2 separate regions of the Mus musculus genome follow, and region 2 is linked to region 1. The links are chromatin loops, found by intact Hi-C in ENCODE. Cell type or tissue: heart. All regions are shown on one strand. Links, peaks and the distances in the headings refer to the core of each region. The heading gives the core; the rest is flanking DNA.

Region 1 (10,088 bases), core at 1,578-9,577:
TTGAGACATGGAGACTGAGTGCACGAACAGGCGTGACATCTGCCAGCAAGACCAGGAGTAAGCCTCTCTTTTATCCATGCTCCAAGGCTTGGAGAATGGTTTGAATTTGCCTTCCTGTCCCACTGCCCCTCCCAGCAACCAGAGGAGAATGTCAATTGTTACACTGTAAAGACTTGAGTTTCTTGAAGGCTGTACTTGCATTTGGTGGGTGGGTAACCAATGTGTTATATGATTATGTCTGAAATGATGATGCCCCAACCTTGAAGACCTTACAATCCACTTTTGTGACGTGACTGTTTCTTATGCCGTGGTCTTTTTCACTTTACAGTGGACCTTAGATCATGGAATAGAATTGATAGAGGGCCTAGAGGAGCTCAAGTTGCATGAGTTATCTTTATCAATATTCTATATTTCATGAGTCAGAAAATTTAAAATATTTATTTCAAAATAACTTATAAATAAACTCAAGCAACCTCTGTAAAACAACCATATTTTCCAAAGAAAACAATTTAACAAAAAAGACATTATTTTTTGTTGTTTAAAAATCTCTTTAATGTCTGTGTACTAGAAGATAGTGGGTGTTGCATATCCTTTCCATATACAATCTTTTCAGTGGTTACTTTTGTTTGAAGTAAGTGAGGAAATTCTAGTTTTGTACAGATATACAGTTAGAAAATTTTTTTTAAAAATTAGTAACTTCTTCAATAACTCAGGGTATTCTTTAGTGTGACACCAAAACCCAGTGAGGACTAGTCCCTTTAACCTGATCATTGTAGTGTAAAAAAAACATGAAGCTGCTTCACTTAGCTGCTAATGCTGTGTTACATTGAAGCCTAGTGATTTATTTTATGCTTTCAAAGGCACTTTAACTCAGGGATTATTCTGGGATGCATCCTTTAGAAAATACTGGCTCCCCGTTTTATGCAAATCTTGCAAACAGTGATACATTTTGTTACACTGAACCACCTCAGTTTCAGTACAGAGAGCTATCAGGTTCACTGGGACTGACTCAAGCTCTCTAAATGTTTAGATTTTGTTTTCACTGAAAATAGATGCTACTTGTTATTACCTTGGAGAGACAGGCTCTTCATTTGAAAATACAAACCAAAACGGCACAGAATGTTTATCAGTTATTCTTTAGGTCCATATTTCATGCAAAAAGCAGCTAGGGCAGTTCACAACTCAATTATTCAAACACGTCATTTCAGGGTAGATGATGTGTGTACGTTAGTGTGCGATGGAAGGGCTTATATGCACTGTCTAGTTTGCCCCATGGAATATTAAAAAGAAATAGAGATGAAATTTCAATAAATGAATAATTTTTGTTGTTTTATCAAAGGCATCCTTAACAGTAACTGACATTTTGACAATGAAACTGAAATAACCATGAAAAACGTTTCAGGGCATTGCTTCTTTCAGTTGTGTGCTCATAGATGTCCCCACCAGGGTCTTGGTGTGGTTAGTACCAACATCACTCATGACAAATGGCAAATCAGTATCTCACAACTGACCTGAAAATAGTCTCCCCTGATAGGAACCTAGGACACCTCTGGGGCACTGTGCCTAAGATACAGGCTTGAATTAGGAGTCCTCCCAAATGAACTTAATGTCATCTCTGAATTTTCCAATTCACTGAATATGAATTTTGTAATTTTACAGTAAATGTGGGCAGAAATAAGCAAGTGATTTAATATGTAATACTATTCCATGAGACATATGTTATAAATTGTTCTATTTTTATATTCTAAAAACATTAATGTTCAGAAAATGTTTTGCTCTATAATGAAAAGTTTTCAAGACTAGAACTAAATATTACTGTCAGTCTAAATAAGATCTATAGTATTCAAGAAAGGGAGGGACCTTTGATGAAATGCCTGACAATAGGGAGAGGGAACTTATAGAGCCCACCTCCAGCAGGAAGACAGGACATCAAGTGATGGATGGGGTAGCCATCCCACAGTCTCAACTCTGATCCCTAATTGTTCCTGTCTGAAAGAATTACAGGGATGGAAATGGGAGAGGAGTCTGAGGAAAAGAAGGTCCAGAGACAGACCCAAAGTGGGATCCAGCTCAAGTGGAGGTCCCAAGGCCTGACACTATTACTGAGGCTATGGAGTGGTCACAAAAAGGGACCTATCATGACCACATTCCAGAAGACCCAATAAGCAGCTGAGTCAGATGCAGATATTTGCACCCAACCAATGGACAGAAACTGCTGGCCTTTATGGTTGAATTAGGGGAAAGCTAGAAGAAGCTGAGGAGGAGGGCAACCCTATAGAAGGGCCAGCAGTTTCAACTAACCTGGACCCCCAAGATCTCTTTAACACCGGACTACCAACCAGGCAGCATACACCAGCTGATATGAGGCCCCCAACACATGCACAGCAGAGGATTGTTGGGTCTCTGTTCAACCAGAGATGATGTACCTAACCCTCAAGAGACTGGAGACCTCAGGGAGTTTAGAGGTCAGGTGGGGTGGGGGTGGGGTGGGAAGTGGGGACATCCTCGTGGAGACTGGGGTGAGGAGAAGGTACAGGATATGGAGCAGTCAGAGGGTGGATAGGGGAGGAATAAAATCTGGAGTGTAAAAAAATAATAGTAATTAAAAAAAAAAAAAAGGAAAGAAAAGCAAATGACCGTAAATGATGGTGAGTTTAGGAAAGGAGAACTCTGTTCATCACTGGCAGGATTCTTCTCGCTATTTCTGTAACACTAGTGTCCTGGCGTGATCATTCCTCTGTCTTTTTACTTCCTTCTTCCTCTCAGACTTGTAAAACACCTGAATGCTGATAACCCCAGATTCCAGCCTGACCTCTCTCAAAAGCCTTCCTCCCTCTCCAGCTGCCAACACAATGTTGAATTCAGACATTATCAACACCCTTGCTCCACAAACGTAAAGCAGAAAACATGACCATGTATACACACAAATATATATGCATTTATCTATTTCTACCTGTATATTTCTATCATCTCTATACCTTTCTCTATTTCTTTGTATTGTTTCTCCTTGCTAGTGGCACCATGGCCTGTCTTGTGCCACCCAGAAAACTTAGAATTAACCCTTTTCTTCCACCTTCCTATAAGGCTTACTAACCCCCTGTCAGCAAATTCTAAATGTATCTGAAATGGCCCCAGCCACTCAGCTTCATTGGTTGAGACCTACTTTTGTTTCTACCTTGCAGAAGTTTCCTCACTATTAAGTCACTCTTATTTGTCTTCCTAAGAGGTATCAGAGTGACCTTTCTAAATGTGTACCCAATGACACCAACCTTATGATCTGCTTCCTCTTAACAACTTTAATCATTTTCCAAACAACAGTAACTTTCAGAAGTTCTGCCTCCCTGAGCCTGGAGCCTGGGGTGGGAGGCCTTGCTCACTGCACCTGCAATGCAGCCACACCTAACTTCTCCCTGTTCCCAGGGCACCCACGTACTCTGACAAGTTTCAGCCTCTTCATTTACTTCTCTGCAGAGTGCTCTCCTCCTTCCCCTCCTCCATCCTTATTTGCCTGGACTCCACCATACTCCAGAGTTCTGCACTGAAATCTGTATCCCAGCACCTTCTAAGCCTTTTATGGCGTTTACTAAACTATGTCACAGCATGGAAGCATTTAACAAACCCACCTAGAGTAGTAGTGGACCCCCTAGCAGCAGAACTTTGGAAAGTGGGCTGAACTGCTGTCTGCAAGATGCTTGCTTTTCAAAGGCATTTAACAGAAAGCTTATAGTTATAAATGAGGGTTCGATAAGGTTGAATTTCATCTTATCTTTGCTTTGGTGACAATGGAAGTAGATAAGTGTTTTCATGTTTTCAATACAGACACTATTAATGAATCCTGTGTAGTATATTCTTAGAACTTGATTCCCTAAAAGCCAGAGTCTGAAGAAAGAAAGAAAGAAAGAAAGAAAGAAAGAAAGGAAGGAAGGAAGGAAGGAAGGAAGGAAGGAAGGAAGGAAGGAAGGAAGGGAAAAGAGACTTGCTAGTCTAGATTCTCAGTCACGAAAATGAGATTTCTAAATATTACTCCATACCCATACACACACCCAGGCTCAGGCCAGGTTGCTAATTAAGCAAGTTCTTACCATAATTACCTAGTCAGCCTTAATGGATTTCCAAGTTTTGCTGGGCCTCACTGGTCCTGTAGGGTCATTTTTTTTTCAATTGTTAAAACAGCTGCTGAGTTTCAAGCCCCAGAGGCTGAATTTGCAGAGGCAAACGCTCCAGAGTGAAGGCTGGGGCAGGCGGTCTGCGAGAGTCGCCTTCTACGCTTGCTTGCTCGCTCGCTCGCTTCCTCCAACCTCCAGTCTTCCAACTGAACACTCCAGATCACTAACCAAGCTCAGAGTTCCTCTCCATTGTGCTCCCCGGCTTCTGGACACTGAGATGGTCCCCCGTGCGCGTCTAGTCGTGCATCATTGTTGGGGGTCTCAAAGGCGCCCTCCCACCCCTCTCCCCATCCCCGGTGGCAGGGACCTAAAGAAAGCAATGTGTCCTGTGACACCACCCCCCACCCCCCCAACCCCCACCAGACTGCAACCCCACGAGGGTCTTGTGTGAGGAGTACTTGGTCGTTGGACCGGAATGTATGCGCGAGAGAGGCAGCAAAGGAACGTGTGTGTGTGTGTGTGTGTGTGTGTGTGTGTGTATGTGTGTGTGCGTGCGTGTGTGTGTGTGTGTGTGTGTGTGTGTGTGTTGCACGCTGGCGCGCAGCGGGAGAGAGGGCGCGAGGCACGAAGGGGGAGCGGCGGGCAGAGGAAGGCGGGGCAGCGGGCAGCGGCGGGCGGGCTGGGAGGGGCAGAGGCTCAAGCTCTGCAGTGACACCAGGAGCCAGCGCACACTCCTTGCCCGGAGCGGCGAGAGAGCAGAGCTTAGCGAGCCGCGTATGAGCCGCCGCCTCTGTGGCTGGTGCACGGGGCTCTGTCTCTGCAGCCCGCGCCGGCGTTTAGCGAGCCAGTCGTCCGGCAGTGCCAGCTCCACGGGCGCGTTCAGTATCCTCCCGCCACCCAGCGCCCGCACTGACCAGCGCTGTCCTGAGACCCCCGGGCCGGCGCCGCCGTCTGCGCCACTTCGCAGCAACTTCTGCGGCTGCGTGTCGCCGGCCTTCTGCTTGTGTTGGAAGTTTGCAGCGCCCGCCACAAAGTTGGGACACTTGGGCATTACATTTGCCCTAGCGTGCACGTCCCCTCGGTTCGTGGATCCTGGTATTTGACATCTTGGTAGGATCCCCGGACCTGGGCTTTTTCCGCACCACACACCCCCCGGGAAGAAGAAAAAAAAAACCAACCAAACTTTCTTCTTCCCACTAGAAAAAACAAATTCTTTAAGGTAAGGAGCAAGATCGAATCTCACCTCCCCGGGCGCCTTCTTGCGCCGGTGCGGACCTGGCCCGACTGCATTTGCATCTAAGGGCTGGTTTATGGTCGGGGTTGAGGTGCATCCTCACACAGGGAAAGGAGCGACCAGAGACTCTCTAGAACACGGACGTGGGCAGCTCTCACTGAGTTGGTCGGTCTGTGGCTGGGTCTCTGATGTATTTGGTGGGCAGACAGCGGCAGTGCTGGGGAGGTGGACACGCTGCATCGGGCTGGAGTGGAACCCCGGAACCGCCCGCTTTATCCTAGCCCTGACTAGACACTGACTTTGGCCGGTTGGCGGTGGGCTCTTGCTTCTCTCCCCGGGTTCAAAGTCCTCCATATGTGCTAGTTCTGCGGGACTGGGTGTTGGGGCGGGAGGTGTTCGGGGGCACTAGCGTGGGTCTGCGAAGCTTACAGGACTCGCGGAGTGGAGCACGGAGGTGGGCTCCATGCAGACGGTGGCTGCTCGGCGGTGGAAGGAATCTTCTGGGACTAGCCCAGCGACCCCGCGCTTTCTCCTCATTTGTCCTCTGCCACGCAGACCAGCATCCTTAGAGAAACTTCCCTAAGCTGGGTGGTCTAGGTCCCGCTCATACTTTCCGAAGCTTAGCAGAGTAGCTACGGAGGTCCGGACACCCTCCTTCCACCACAGCGGCCACCCTGTGTGGTGACCTCTCCAGTGTGTGTGTGCCGGCCGGAGCTCTCTAGTCCGAGCCACCTTTCTCCTTGTCGCGCGGGCAGGGAGCCTGCGGAGTTAAAGCGCTAGCTTACAGACCCGCTCCGCTCTTCCCTGGCGGGCGCTTCGCAACTGTGATTTGGTGTGCTCTTTCATTTTGTCGCTCGAGCTTCATTCTCAAACTCTCTTCCCCGTCCCAGGCCGAGGTGTGAGAATTCTTGAAGTCGGTCGCTCCAGCTGCAGAAGGGTGGCTCGGAGCTGGCTCACTCCAATCCCACAGGTCACCACCCTCCTCCTTGTCCCTGCAGGGCGCTGTCCATTATTTGCTCTGGGGACCGTTAGCTCCCTGAAACCAAGACCTGGAATGGGAGAATAAACCTTTAAAAGTCTCTGATATATATAAACAGAGTTCTTTTAAGTAACTTGGGGTGGCAGTTTGTTTACTTCTTTTAGTCCCGCTAAATCCCAAGGAATGCTTTATTTGTTTATTTGCCTTGAGCTGAGGGGTCTCCAACACATAACCTTCTCATTTTCTCTCTACCCCTCTCCCTACTTGCTTTGTGGCCCGCTTTTTCGTTTTTTTGTTTTCTTGTTTTGTTTTTGAGAAGGGGGTCTCCACACCTCCCCATCTCCTCCTGCAGGGTTTCTAAGTGCCTTTGAGACACTTGGAGGGGGGTGTTAATCAATGGTAATAAATAGGACCCCCCACTCCATTTCCTGAACCATTTTAAGCAAGTAAAATCCTCTGCGAGCTCAAAGAAGTGAAGATAAAACAGATAAAACATCCCTCCCTCCCGAGGGAGCAGTTACTGAGGATTGGATGCTGCGTTTGAATTGTTTTATTATCCTGAAAGAGTGATTGATGGATGCAAGAGGCAATGCGCATTCTAAGCAGAGTGTGCTAGGAACCTTCGGTATTTATTATTATTCATTATTAAGTATTAAGAGTGCTAATAAGGCCATCACCCCAGCTGAAGTCAGTGTTTACACTCACTTGGTTTTATGTCAGTCTCTTATTACAGTGGTTTCTGAAAGGGCCAACACCACAACTGTATTCATTCCACACACTCATTCCGCATATGGGATTAATCAAACTGTCAAAAAAGATACTGTCGTTTTACCAGTTTTAACTTGGGATGTTGTAGAGGGCTGCAACCCTATGAAATGTCATTTTCATCGCTTTGACTTTTCAGAGTTTAAAAAACTTGGCAACATAATTAATTATGGTCCCAATTCCCATTTTCAATCTAAACCTATATTCAGGATTATATTAAAATATCTTATCACTCATTTGCTAAAAGCTACTCTTGTGAAATTACATTCCAATTTGGGAGATGGTGGAGCAACTGGGAATGTGCCCCCCCCCCACCACCACCAAGTTAGAGATTAGTACTGTTTCAAATTTCCATCAAAAGCTCTTCTTCCAAGGGTTGGAGTGATGTCTCAAAGGTTAAGAGCTTTTAATGCTCTTGCAAAGGACATCAGTTCTAGTCCAGCAGCTACAGAGATCAACTCATAACCCACCCCCCCACCCCTGCAAATCCAGCTGTGGTTGGCACCTGCACTTCAGTGCCTGCATACTCATGCACAAGTGGCGGGCAGACACACACACACACACACACACACACACACACACACAAGAGAGAGAGAGAGAGAGAGAGAGAGAGAGAGAGAGAGAGAGAGAGAGAGAGAAACTTTAAAACTCCTCTTCGTCACTTAGAGCCATTGTTCATTTCTTCTCTACATAGCTCTTTCCTGACTGTCCTTAATCTTCACCATACACTTGAAACCCAACAGCTTGCAACTTTGTATTCCTATTTTCATTTTTATATCAGAATCTTTTATTCATTAAAGTTTTATGTCAAAGAATCAGGCAGAAATATTCTTTTAATTAGTAACCATATAAAAAAGAAGCTAGACCTCTGTAATGGGCCTAAATCGTTATGAATTATATGTGCTTTATTATGCATTTATTTAAGTAGAAATAAAAGTATCCTTTAATCACTTGAGCACACAGCTTTTATCTCTGAAGATGTAACAAAATGTGTAATTGCAAACCATCCTTGTATGAACAAGGGATGCCTGGCTTTTATTTTATTTGTACTAGGTCTTAGCATCCATGTGCTAAACTATGAATCTTAGAGAAAAAAAAACTCACATCATAATTTTATCATGTGGTGCAAGGGAACGTAACATCCCAAGCAGATGAAACAGGCCATCTTCATGTAATTTAGGGACTTTCCAGTGACATCACGAATTTGGCCTTTCTGACTTTAGGCTTTCTTATATGGACTTATTGAAGTGGACTCTGCTTGTGGTGGGGAAAACCATGTAATTTAAAGCTCTAACAAATTATGTGCAATGTAAGAAAGGTCTCAGTGTTGGTTTCTTAGCAGTTCTATTGTGCCTCTAACCAGAGGTCAGAATGATCTATCTGTTTTAAAGCTGGCTGTATCAGTCTCACTATGGTGAGAACGGAAGCTTTTCAGGTTAACATAAGAACAGATTTTGAGTAATTAACAGAAAATGTGAATGCCATGTGAATCCCACATAATTGCACAGATTCTATTATTGTTGTGTCTCATCATCAGTTTCCCTGTGATGAGATGGTTGATGCTTTCTCATAAGTGTTCATTTTCTCACTGTTTTCTTGTCATGTCTTATTGAAGGAACTGTGAGCCCCAGAAGCACACAGTTACAGAACAGCCCCTGCTAAGCACCAGGAAGAACATACATGCACAGTTCCTGTACTGCTTCAATTGCAAGCACAACCAACACTAAGTCACTAAGCCACTATGTTCTCTCAGTTATTTTGGAGTGATTATTCTAAAACATATAATTTGTCCATCCTCTGTTGGCTCATTCCCTGGTTAGTAGACACAGCACAGATGAGTTGTTTAAAAAGTAACAACACAAAGCAGTGGCTTCAGAACTAATTTTAAAGCACAACTCTCCCAGTATTTAAATATTCCCTTAATAAGCATTCTATATGAAGGCTAGTGAGACGTCTCAGTGACTAAGAACACTTGTTGATCTGGCAGAGGACCAGGTTTCAGATTCCAGAACCCATCTAGTGGCTCACAACTGTCTGTGATTCCTTGTCCATGGAATCCAATGCCTTCTTTTGACCTCTGAGGGCAGGAGTCACATATGTGGTGTGTATACATATGTGTGGACTAAAGTTTCATACTCATAAAATAAATACAGATAAAAGTACTCTGTGTTTTATGCTCTGGAGTCCAGATAGTTTTTATTCCCCCCCCTATATATTAAAAGTGATTTTAAAAGACAAATAAAATAACAAGATGTATAGAGTCAAATTCCTTTGTTGATTTCCATCTAGGAAGAAGACTAAATTCAGGAAATTCAGTAGTTTGCTGTACTACACAGTAGCACATGGACCATAACCTCAGAGTGCGGAGCACAGTATTGCAGTGTGTTTGTGCACATTGACATATCTTTTGACACATTGAAAATATCACCTGGCACTTGCAAAGAGGTCCATAGTGGCCTGCTCACCTCTTCAACACCAAATTCGGAGACACCAGACCTGTATCTTTCCTCTCCCTTTCCAGGCTAATAAAAAAGCTGCCAAGACCAACTCCACAAATATCACTCTTCTGAAAGATTTGAAAAGCATAAATTGTATATGATACAATTTAAAAAAAAATTTTTTTAAAAATGCTTCTTTTGCCCTTTAGAAATTAAGAGTAGAAAATTTGATGGGTGCAGAGAAAGGGGAAGCATAGCTCTGTGTCCTCATCCTGTTAGGATGAAGGAACAGGTCTGAGTAGAGCACCGCTGAACACTGGGCCTTGCAACAATGCCACTGTTGCTAAGGAGCTCATGGAGCAAGGCTCCATCTAAGCTTCACTTTAAACCTGTGGTCCTCAGTGCTGTGACAAAAGCAGGAAGAGCTCAGGGTTAAATCCTGTTATTCCTTCCACCTTTTGGAAATAGATTTTAGGTAATTGGTGAATAATTTTAGTTTCTTATTTGTTGTTTTTTATTCCTACTGCAAATTTGAATGACATGTATTTACCGTTTTAAATATTTTT
Region 2 (11,078 bases), core at 1,175-9,174, 110 kb after region 1:
CAGGGCAAGAGGCGTATGTTTCCCATCTTGGTCCATCATTGAAAAATGTCAGGGCCAAGAGCTCAAGGCAGGAACTTGGAAGCAGGAGCCAGAACAAAACACTGCTTGCTCCCTATGGCTTGCTCAGCTTGCCTTTTTAAAAGACAACCTAGGACCATGTGACCCAGGGATGTCACCATCTACAATGTGCTAGACCCTCCCATTCCAATCTTTAATCCAGAAAAATGATCCACAGACTTCCTACAGAGCAATCTGATGGGGACATTTTCTCAATTTAAATTCCAGCTTCCCAGAGGGCTCAAGCTTGTGTCAAGTTAACAAAAAAAACCTAACCAGGATAACTGGTCTATTAAGGACTGGTAACCCAGTCTTGTTGAATGGAATGCAAGGCCCGGGGTCTGACTTGAACAAATCTGGTAAGAGGACTTGGTAGTCACAAGCCTTGGAAAGTAATAATCACTTTCCAGAAGGCTCCTCACCATATTACTTAAATACTTATATCCAATTCTCATCTTGAAATAGAGCAGACTCCTTGGCCTCTCCTTAGTTCAACCCTGGAACACTCATCCAGTAAGACTCAAAGGTTTCCCAGACTTTCTGGGTTGGTCTCGGCTGTGGTTAGCAAAAGGCTGTTTTGGAAATGCCAAGGCCTATTTCATTCTGCATCTGAGGAGATGCGGGAACCTCTGCCGAACGCAGAGATGGTGAGGAGGGTCGATGTGGCTACAGGCTCATCCTCATCTCGGAGCTGGAAGCTCCATGGCCTGGGGTTTGAGGCTTCCAGCCGGCGCCACAAACTTTGGGCCAATCAGCGCGGCCCGGTGGCCTGGGCTCCCCACCGCTCCGGCCGCGCCTGCCCCGGCCGAGGAGGGGCCTGGCCGCGGGGAGCCGAGGAGGGAGGTGGGGATTCTGGGAGCCGAGCTCATTTCCTCCTCCCGGCCGCCCCAGGCCCGCACCCCATCTCCACGTGCGGCGCCTCCGGAGCGCGGCCGAGCCACGGAGGATGCTGGGCATGTACGTACCAGACAGGTTCGCCCTGAAGTCGTCCCGGGTCCAGGACGGGATGGGGCTCTACACGGCCCGCCGCGTGCGCAAGGTGGGTGAGCGGCCCGCTCAGGCCGCGCCACGTCCCAGGGCCTGCGGGGAGAACGGGCCTGTAGGGAGCGGGTGTCTGGTTGTCTTTCGCGGCTGTGGCGAGAGGCTCCCATGGGCTGCAGTCTCCCCCAGCCCAGCGCCGGACGGCTCCTGAATTCTGAACAGTTGGCAGCCTGGTCATACCCCTCACTGCTTGTGCAGATGGGCCCTGGCAGCTTGCAGCCCAGTGCAGGCCCGGGAGCCACAGAAGCAGGCCTTCCCGACATTGCCATCCTGGGGGTGGTATCTGGATCTTCGGCCTATTTTCTTTGAGTTTTTGAATTTTATCCTGGCATTGGATCACCTTCCAGAACGGCACAGGCATGGGATCAAGTTAAGCGCAGGTTTCCCTGTCTGTGAGATGACCCACTATAGATGTTGGTTGTTCATTGGAGAGATGTAGAAGACAGGAAACCAGAGCGCTCCAAATCTTAAGTTATAACTTTAGAACATGGTGGCTTGAGCTATTGTGGGTTAGCAGACTTGAAATAGAGGAGTCAGGGCAGAGACATCTAGAGTAAGCAGATCCAAGGTTCACAGAGCAGGGCCAATGCTTGGTACTTTGTCCATATATATCATTTGACTTTACCCCTCAGTACTCTGGGGAACTGTCTTTTAGTTATCATTTAAGAGGTGAGCATAGGAATGCTGCAGTTAACCTGCCAAGTTAACGAATTAAGCTTCAAACCCATGGTTTCTGAAAGGAAAACATATGCTCTTTCTAGAACATTCTGTTATGGAACAACATGTTTATAAACCTTGCCCCTGACACGTTCCCGGCCTCTCCTCGCTGTTTTGATTTTGCCCTGTTAGCAGATACTTAGAAAAGCAGAGGTTCAGAGGGTAGTGTGTGAATGTAGCTCTGGGCTCACAACATGACCTACAAGAAGTTACCATAGGTCAAGTGGTCAAAACAAAACAAAACAACAACAAAAAACAACTCACATATTAAATGTAGACAAACAAAACACAGGAGTTAATACTTCATTCCATTTAGTGATGAGTTGGATAGATATTGCCACATGACGAAATGTCAAAATCAGCAGTCTTGCAAAGCCAAGTATCACCATCATCAAATGACTCCCATGTCCCATTGACATATGCTTCTGTTTAGGTCTTACAGCATGAAAAACCCCTAAATGGACTTTTCCTGAAGGTTTCTGGTGTAACTATAATTAAGAATAATTTTGTGCTCACGAATAGTAGGACACCAGACAGCTGTCCAAAAGTAAGAATTACTGCACAATCCTCCTTCTGCTTTACTCAGACCATTTTTTGGTAGTTGAGCAGGGCATTCTCTTTGACATTTTCATGTCCTTGTGTTGGGAGTACTCGTTGGTGTGGGCTGAAGCATCTTGAGCCATCCTACTGCAGCATTGGTAGGCATTCATCTTCTGCTGCTGATATCACTTAAACAAACCAACAGATTTTCATCCAGATAACATCTAGCATGATGACCACACACAATGTGGCTTACAGAAACCCAGCCTGTTTTTGACAGAGTTGTTATTCTAAGATATGCAATCACAAGCTCACGGAGAGCTTCCCTGATGCCTGTACGGCAGCTGTTTCCTCCCCTGTACTCCAAGGACAAAGCTGAAGCCTCCCAGGCTTGTGAGAAGAAGCTGAGTGTTCTTACACGCCTTACCTATGTCACCACATCTCATCTCTTAATTATTTCCCAAGTCACCCATGTACATATCTCCTGACTATATTTCAAGAGGTCTGAGATGACAACAGCTGTGATTGGAGCTATGTTAAGGACCTCAATTAAAAACTCCTCATGCTCTTCTAAGCAGATTGTGAGGTTTACCACTTTAGACCATGTGTTGCCAACAACAGATGTCATAGCATACTTTTATAGCAGGTGTGCTTATATAATTCATCTGTTTTACAAAGTGATTGAGATTCAAGTTCTTTGTTGATTTGAAAATTCAGACATTAGAATCCAGAATAGGCTTGGGGAAATCTTCCAAGAGCCCCAAGAAAATCCATACCTGTACTTTCTATAGGTTGTTTGAGGTACTTTTTCTGAAGGCACCCCTTATTTCTCTAGACCCACCCCTTTTGAAGCATTCCTTCAGTGGGGCTCTGCAACTGTATCTAGATAATCTGGACCATTGTATACAGAGCAATTTGAGTGACATTTCACCATGTCCTGGTCCTGTAAAGATGCACCCTTGCTCATCATGTACTGGTTATGCTTTACTTTGTTTGCAGGAATCACGGACACGTGATTGTTGAACACGGTAACAGTCCTGCATTAAAGCCTGGCTGTGCGCCTTTAGCAGGGGGAAGAGAAAGTGTGTTTTGGACCAAATGTAAGACAGACTAGGATTTAATAGGTTACAAATAATGACATTTTAAAGAGCATCACGGGTGATCTGTTCTACACATTGTCATGGTGTGGGTGGCCGCACCAGAGATTTATAGCTGCCTCTGAAGTTCCCATGCCTCCCCCACTATCAACTGTCAACTCCTTGTCTCTCAGACCAAGGAGACACTGCTCATGAAAAACGGTTAGTGAAAATAAGTTTAATGCCCAGTTTGTAAAAAATAGAAGAAAAATGTAAAGATAAGTTGAAAGTGTGAAGTTTGGAGGAAAATATATGATTAAAACAAAATAAACCAACCAGCCAAACAAACAAACAAACATGAAACCCAAAAGAGAAAAGCAGGCAGAGGAAAGATTACCATGTTAATACTGGAAGACCAGAATTTGTGTACTAATATGTTTTGCTGATTACTGTTGAAGGTGACCCCTCTAAATGGATTTTTATCTTAGGGCTGAAACTCTGCCAGTAGATGTTTATTACATTTTCTGGCGGCTGATGGTAAGTCACTAATCTGGAAATAGAATCACTGCAGTGACACTGTCCCCCTGTTTGTACAGTCAGGTGTCACCATGGGGACCCAGTGAGGCCTTATATTTCCTGCTGTGATGACAGACTTTTAGAGATACATCAAAGATGCATTTAAAACGATGTTTTCACTGAAACTTTGTATTTTGCTTCTGTGTTGATAACAGCTACCAATAATTAATTTGTTTATAATTTAATATAGCTTGGCTAATGAAACATTTATGAAGCTATTGCGATTGTTAGGAACTATCCGTGTTAGGAGACAGAGGGTGAATGCCAGATAGCGATTGTGCAGCTTTTCTCAGGTCTTACTGAAGCCATACAGCAAAAACCTGCTTCCTAGGTGACACAGAACTGATGCTAGGGCAAGGTCTATCCACACTAAGACGGTTCATCAGATTTGAACTCAGGTCATTCCATGAATTGGGCATCCTTCATGTAAAATTTGAAGTGTCCAAAATGTGAAAATTTTTGTATGGCTATGTGATACCAGAAAGGGAACACAGTTCTGAATGTATGAACTCACCTTCAGACTGTGTAAAGTGCTTATGAAACATGAATTCTCTATTTAGCACACATTTATATATCTATCTGTCTGTATATCTGTAGTTATAGAATACCCTCCCCTGAACTCTGGAATCCAGAACACTTGTTTATTCATAGACCAGATTAGGAATAGTTGGTTGGCTTATACTCTTATCAAAAAGGCATTTTCTCTGTAATCATTAAATGTTAAGTTTGTAAATGCACTCAAACACAAAGATTATTTTTATTGTATTATTTTTTATAACATATAAAAATATGCAATATATGAGAATATATAAAATATAAATATATGCAATATATAATATATAAATTTATAGAAACTTAATACAATAATATATGATAATATATTATTATTTATCTTTAAAATGGGACATTTCTCATTCAGCAGTAGTGTGAATAATTCCTCTAATTTATCTACATTGGCTCGTATTACTATATTTTAGCAGTGTTTTTTTTTTTTTTCCTAACTAGGCCATGTTAACTGTGTAAAATAATGGGTTTTATTGTGGTATTTTCATGCATGGATGTCATGTACTTTGACAACACTCATCTCCTTTGTCCTCTCTTGACCCTGTCTTTCCTCACTGATTTTCACTTTCCTAAATAAACCTGCTTTTATTTTGATGTCTTAGTATTTTTTTTTAATATAGACTTGGCATATGAAAGAACACATGTGATACTCATCTTTTGGGGCTTAGCTTGTTTCATATAGCACTATGGCCTCCAAATTCCATTGATTTGCCTACAGATTATATAATTTCAATATGCATGGCTGAATGAAAAACTCCATTGTTTGTGTAGATGTGTATAATTAATTAATTAATATGTCAAATTTTCATCATTTATGTCTCTTTCTTTTAACATGCAGACTGGTGCCATAACTTGGGTAGTATGAACAGGTCTTTTATGGTGATTGAAGATATTCCATAGTGAAGATGTGCAATATTATTTCTTTATGGCATATTGCACAGTCATTTAATCACTATATGCCAGGGTCTATCCTAGACACTTGACTAGACCAGTGAAGAAAATGAATATTCTGGCTCTTGAGCAGCTTCATTATCCAGTAGGCAAATGTTATTGTATACTAGAACTTGATAAATACTATAGGAAAACAGTGGGGGTAGGGCTGGCTCTGGTTGGCTGGGAAAATAATGAGGAATGTTATAAATTAGGTATCCTAGCTAGTTTTCATTAAGGCGAGATTTGAACAATGGCATGAAGGATTGTAGGAAACCAGCCAAATATATTTCCAGGGGAAGAACATTCTTGCTAGGGAACAAGTTAGTCTGAAATCCTGAGACAGGCAAACTTGCTTTGCCTGTTGGTTTCCAGGGAGATTAGTATGGCATTCCAGGAGTGAGCTAGGGCAGGTCCTCCAATACCTTAAGAAAGGGAGGGTATTTGAAGGAGAGCCACATTTCCTAGAGCATTTCATGCAGCTGAAGACTGGCATTGATTTAAATGTATTGGAGACCTACTTGTCGAGGAGGGCTGTGTGTTTATCAAGGATAACTCTGGCTGCAGCTTGGAGTATAACACTGTCATGGGAAAACTGTAGAAACAGTGATTTACTAGGATTTTCTTGGCTGTAACCAATGGGGGCAATGAGATTCAGACTAAGTGACAGCTCTGACTGTATTTTGAAGGCAGAGGGGACAGAATATGGTAGAGTGAAAAAGAACAGGAAGGATAAAGGAAGTTTCCAGTGGCTTAGCCTGAGATCTTGAAAGGACTGAACTGTTAGTCAATAACTGAGATGAGGCATTTGTGTGGAGCAAGGTTGAAGAGATGGATGGTGAGTTGAGTAGCGTGAGTTCCATTCATTTCAGGCTTGTTTATTTTTTTCTTAGGTATTTTCTTTATTTACATTTCCAGTGCTATCCCAAAAGTCCCCCATACCCTCCCCCACCACTCTCCTACCCACCCACTCCCACTTCTTGGCTCTGGCATTCCCCTGTACTGAGACATATAAAGGTTGCACAATCAATGGGCCTCTCTTTCCACTGATGGCCGACTAGGCCATCTTCTGATACATATGCAGCTAGAGACACGAGCTCTGGGGGGGTGGGGGTATGGGGAGGAAGGAGGGTACTGGTTAGTTCATATTGTTGTTCCACCTATAGGGTTGCAGATCCCTTTAGCTCCTTGGATACTTTCTCTAGCTACTCCTTTGGGGGCCCTGTGATCCATTCAATAGCTGACTGTGAGCATCCACTTATGTGTTTGCTAGGCCCAGGCATAGTCTCACAAAAGACAGCTATATCAGGGTCCTTTCAGCAAAATCTTGCTAGTGTATGCAATGGTGTCATCATTTGGAGGCTAATTATGGGATGGATCTCTGGATATGGCAGTCTCTAGATGGTCCATCCTTTTGTCTCAGCTCCAAACTTTGTCTCTGTAACTCCTTCCATGGGTGATTGTTTCCAATTCTAAGAAGGGGCAAAGTGTCCACACTTTGGTCTTCTTTCTTCTTCAGTTTCATGTGTTTTGCAAATTGTATCTTATATCTCAGGTATACTAAGTTTCTGGGCTAATATCCACTTATCAGTGAGTACATATCATTTGAGTTCTTTTATGATTGTGTTACCTCACTCAGGATGATGCCCTCCAGGTCCATCCATTTGCCTAGGAATTTCATAAATTCATTCTTTTTAATAGCTGAGTAGTACTCCATTGTGTAGATGTACCACATTTTCTGTATCCATTCCTCTGTTGAGGGGCATCTGGGTTCTTTCCAGCTTCTGGCTATTATAAATAAGGCTGCTATGAACATAGTGGAGCATGTGTCCTTCTTACCGGTTGGGACATCTTCTGGATATATGCCCAGGAGAGGTATTGCGGGATCCTCCGGCAGTACTATGTCCAATTTTCTGAGGAACCGCCAGACTGATTTCCAGAGTGGTTGTACAAGCTTGCAATCCCACCAACAATGGAGGAGTGTTCCTCTTTCTCCACGTCCTTGCCAGCATCTGCTGTCACCTGGATTTTTGATCTTAGCCATTCTGACTGGTGTGAGGTGGAATCTCAGGGTTGTTTTGATTTGCATTTCCCTGATGATTAAGGATGTTGAACATTTTTTCAGGTTCTTCTCAGCCATTCGTTATTCCTCAGGTGAGAATTCTTTGTTTAGCTCTGTGCCCCATTTTTTAATGGGGTTATTTGATTTTCTGGAGTCCACCTTCTTGAATTCTTTATATATTGGATATTAGTCCCCTATCTGATTTAGGATAGGTAAAGATCCTTTCCCAATCTGTTGGTGGCCTTTTTGTCTTATTGACAATGTCTTTTGCCAAACAGAAGCTTTGCAATTTTATGAAGTCCCATTTGTTGATTCTTGATCTTACAGCACAAGCCATTGCTGTTCTATTCAGGAATTTTTCCCCTGTGCCCATATCTTCGAGGCTTTTCCCCACTTTCTCCTCTATAAGTTTCACTGTCTCTGGTTTTATGTGGAGTTCCTTGATCCACTTAGATTTGACCTTAGTACAAATAGATAGGAATGGATCATTTCGCAATCTTCTACATGATAACTGCCAGTTGTGCCAGCACCATTTGTTGAAAATGCTGTCTTTTTTCCACTGGATGGTTTTAGCTTTCTTGTCAAAGATCAAGTGACCATAGGTGTGTGGGTTCATTTCTGGGTCTTCAGTTCTATTCCATTGGTCTACTTGTCTGTTGCTATACCAGTACCATGCAGTTTTTATCACAATTGCTCTGTAGTACAGCTTTAGGTCTGGCATGGTGATTCCACCAGAGGTTCTTTTATCCTTGAGAAGAGTTTTTGCTATCCTAGGTTTTTTGTTATTCCAGATGAATTTGCAGATTCCCCTTTCTAATTCGTTGAAGAATTGAGTTGGAATTTTGATGGGGATTTCATTGAATCTGTAGATTGCTTTTGGCAAGATAGCCATTTTTACAATGTTGATCCTGCCAATCCATGAGCATGAGAGATCTTTCCATCTTCTGAGATTTTCTTTAATTTCTTTCTTCAGAGACTTGAAGTTCTTGTCATAGAGATCTTTCACTTTCTTACTTAGAGTCACACCAAGGTATTTTATATTATTTGTGACTATTGAGAAGGGTGTTGTTTCCCTAATTTCTTTCTCAGCCTGTTTATCCTTTGTGTAAAGAAAAGCCATTGACTTGTTTGAGTTAATTTTATATCCAGCTACTTCACTGAAGCTGTTTATCAGGTTTAGGAGATGTCTGTTAAGTAAGTGTGACATGTCAGACGCATTGAGATGAAAATATACTCGCCCTGTTCTCCCTTTTAGAACAATAAAAAACAAAAAGGGTCATTGTTATTTACTCTGCTAGTTACTTTTTTTGTTAGAAAACATCATGTGCAGTAGTGACTTATGGAAGGAATTTATTTTGGCTTATAGTTCCAAAGATAGAGTTCATAATGGTGGCAGGCAACCAGAGCAGTACACTTTGAGATGCACACGGGAGGCAGAGAAAGTAAACTGTAAGTGGAATAAGACTATATATTCTCAAAGCTCACCCTCAGTGATGGATTTCTTATACCAAAGCTACACCTCCTAGAGGTTCCACAGCCTCCTCTAACATTGCCACCAGCTGGGTACCATGAGCTCAAGTACACGAGTCTATGGGTGATATTGTTCCTTCAAGTTATCACATTTGACTCCTTGGCACCCATAGGCTCATGGCCATCTCATGGTGCAAAATGGATTTAATTGACTGTCAAATTTCCCATAGTCTCTAACACTCTCAACATGTTCAAGAGTTCAAAGCCTAAAGATTCCTCTGAAACTCAAAGCAACCTCTGAACCATGGATCCCTGTTAAATTAAAAAAAAAAAGAAGTTATTTATTTCCAATATATACTGACAGAAAGAATAATGAAGGTATAGTGAGGAAATACTGGAATAAAGTAAGACCAAAATTCAGGAGAGCAAATATCAAATCCTGTAGCTCTAACTCCACTGTCTAAGACTTTGGTTTTAAAGGTGTTAGATGGCTCTACCCCTTCCAGCTTTGCTGCCTGCCGCATGCATCTTTTCTTGTGCTTGTTCCACTGAAACTCAGGCTTAGCCTTCATGTCTTTATGTAATGGCATCTTATGGCCTCCTGGGTTCTGAGAGCGTTCTTGAAAGGACTCTGACCCTGTCTAGACTCTGACCTCATCTCAACAGCTCGTTTAAACCATAGAGGTCGAATCTCCAATCCCTCCCTTTTGCATTTTTCATGTCTACCAAGACATTTCCTCATAAACAATAAGCTATTTTCCTATAGATAACAATGCCATGTTATCTCTACTTGGGATGGACGTTGGCTCCCTTAAACTTTACATTAGTGGTAGGTTTTGCATGGTATACCAGTTTCTGGGAACATTAAACCTCTTAGGCTTTCTCTTTTCATATGTTATACAGTCATCTGCATGGGATCTTGCCCTGTGAGCACCTTCCTTTTGATCTAGTGCAGAGCAGGCTTCTCCTTAATGGTACTAATCTCTTTTAACCTGCACAGCCTCTTCTCAAGCATATGTCTAGGGTACAGCATTAATCTTCCTAGTGCTAATTTTTTCTCTACAATCTATATTTGGTATTTTTCTTCCCCACTTGCTCCTTTTCATTGTATCAGAGCGATCAGTAATATCCATACCATAGACTAATCATCATACTGTCTGGAAATGGCTTCCACCAAAGAAATAATCCTTTCAAATTTAGCCCTGTTCAAGTTCTTAGGGCATGGGGAAAGGCAGTCATATTCTTTACTAAAATATTAGGACTGGCCTCCAGTTAAGCTGCTAATATGTGATTCTGAGATTTCATGAGCCAGGCCACTACTGTACACATGACTCTAGTACTACCATCCTAGTTCAATTTAGTTAATGGATTTTTACAGTTTTTCTTATTAAACTGTGTGTGTCATTTCCCCTTTGAATCTGTATATGGAAGTTGTTGTTCTTTTACCTTGGATGGTTTAAATGACTTTCAGTGTTTTTTATTTGTTTTTCTACTAGGTGGATATTTTATCAAGTCTCATTTGATTGTTTATATGGATTGATGCTGTTTTATAGAGGACATTTTAATGTAACTGGAAATCTTGCCAGGTCTCTTGGTTTGTCTCTAAAGCTCAGAGAGTTATTAGAGTATGTCTAAGCTCTAATCCCACCTTGCTGAATTACTCTTAAGTCACCAAGAGTGAGTGATTCTGATGACACTTAATTAATATGGGAGTAACTTGATGTTACTTCATGTAGGTATGAGAGATTCCAAGGTCACCTGACAAATTGAGTACCGCTGAGATTACCTAGCCTGTTACTCCCTCTGGGAATGAATGAGACCATTTGATCTGCAGAGGCAGATTTATCTTCAGCTTTAGAAAACCATCTTCCAGATCACTGTCTTTCAACCTCCTTTTTAATATCCCCTGAACTATCTAGGTTGGAGCTGCCCTTCATCTATTCTCCATAAATCTCATTCTTGCCTCTTTGTTTTCCTTTGAGATATGACTATAATTTGATTCTTGTTTCTTCCTGTGTTTCAATAAATTTTCTAAAAATAGACAC

The links. Hi-C counts contacts between places; a loop is a spot of excess contacts. Peaks named below come from ENCODE experiments on the same cell type or tissue, not always from the same donor. Only the 100,000 strongest peaks of a DNase experiment are listed, where the experiment ranks them.
Region 2: it touches region 1 in a loop (2.4-fold over the local background); 4 of 42 quality-filtered maps call a loop at or near these places.

Annotation. Positions count from the first base shown.
Region 1 is chr6:65,666,777-65,676,864 of GRCm38, forward strand. It overlaps Ndnf (neuron-derived neurotrophic factor), which reads left to right and starts at 4,835. Exons shown (of 4, transcript NM_172399.3): 1 at 4,835-5,325. It overlaps Gm36144 (a long non-coding RNA gene), which reads right to left and starts at 4,471. Exons shown (of 2, transcript XR_869148.1): 1 at 4,083-4,471. In heart, for the core only: no CTCF peak of the experiment used is centred there; a DNase peak (open chromatin) is centred at 4,885; H3K4me3 peaks cover 2,579 bases; H3K27ac peaks cover 2,261 bases; H3K27me3 peaks cover 989 bases.
Region 2 is chr6:65,778,098-65,789,175 of GRCm38, forward strand. It overlaps Prdm5 (PR domain containing 5), which reads left to right and starts at 865. Exons shown (of 15, transcript NM_027547.2): 1 at 865-1,096. The coding sequence starts at 1,004. In heart, for the core only: no CTCF peak of the experiment used is centred there; no DNase peak of the experiment used is centred there; H3K4me3 peaks cover 615 bases; H3K27ac peaks cover 673 bases.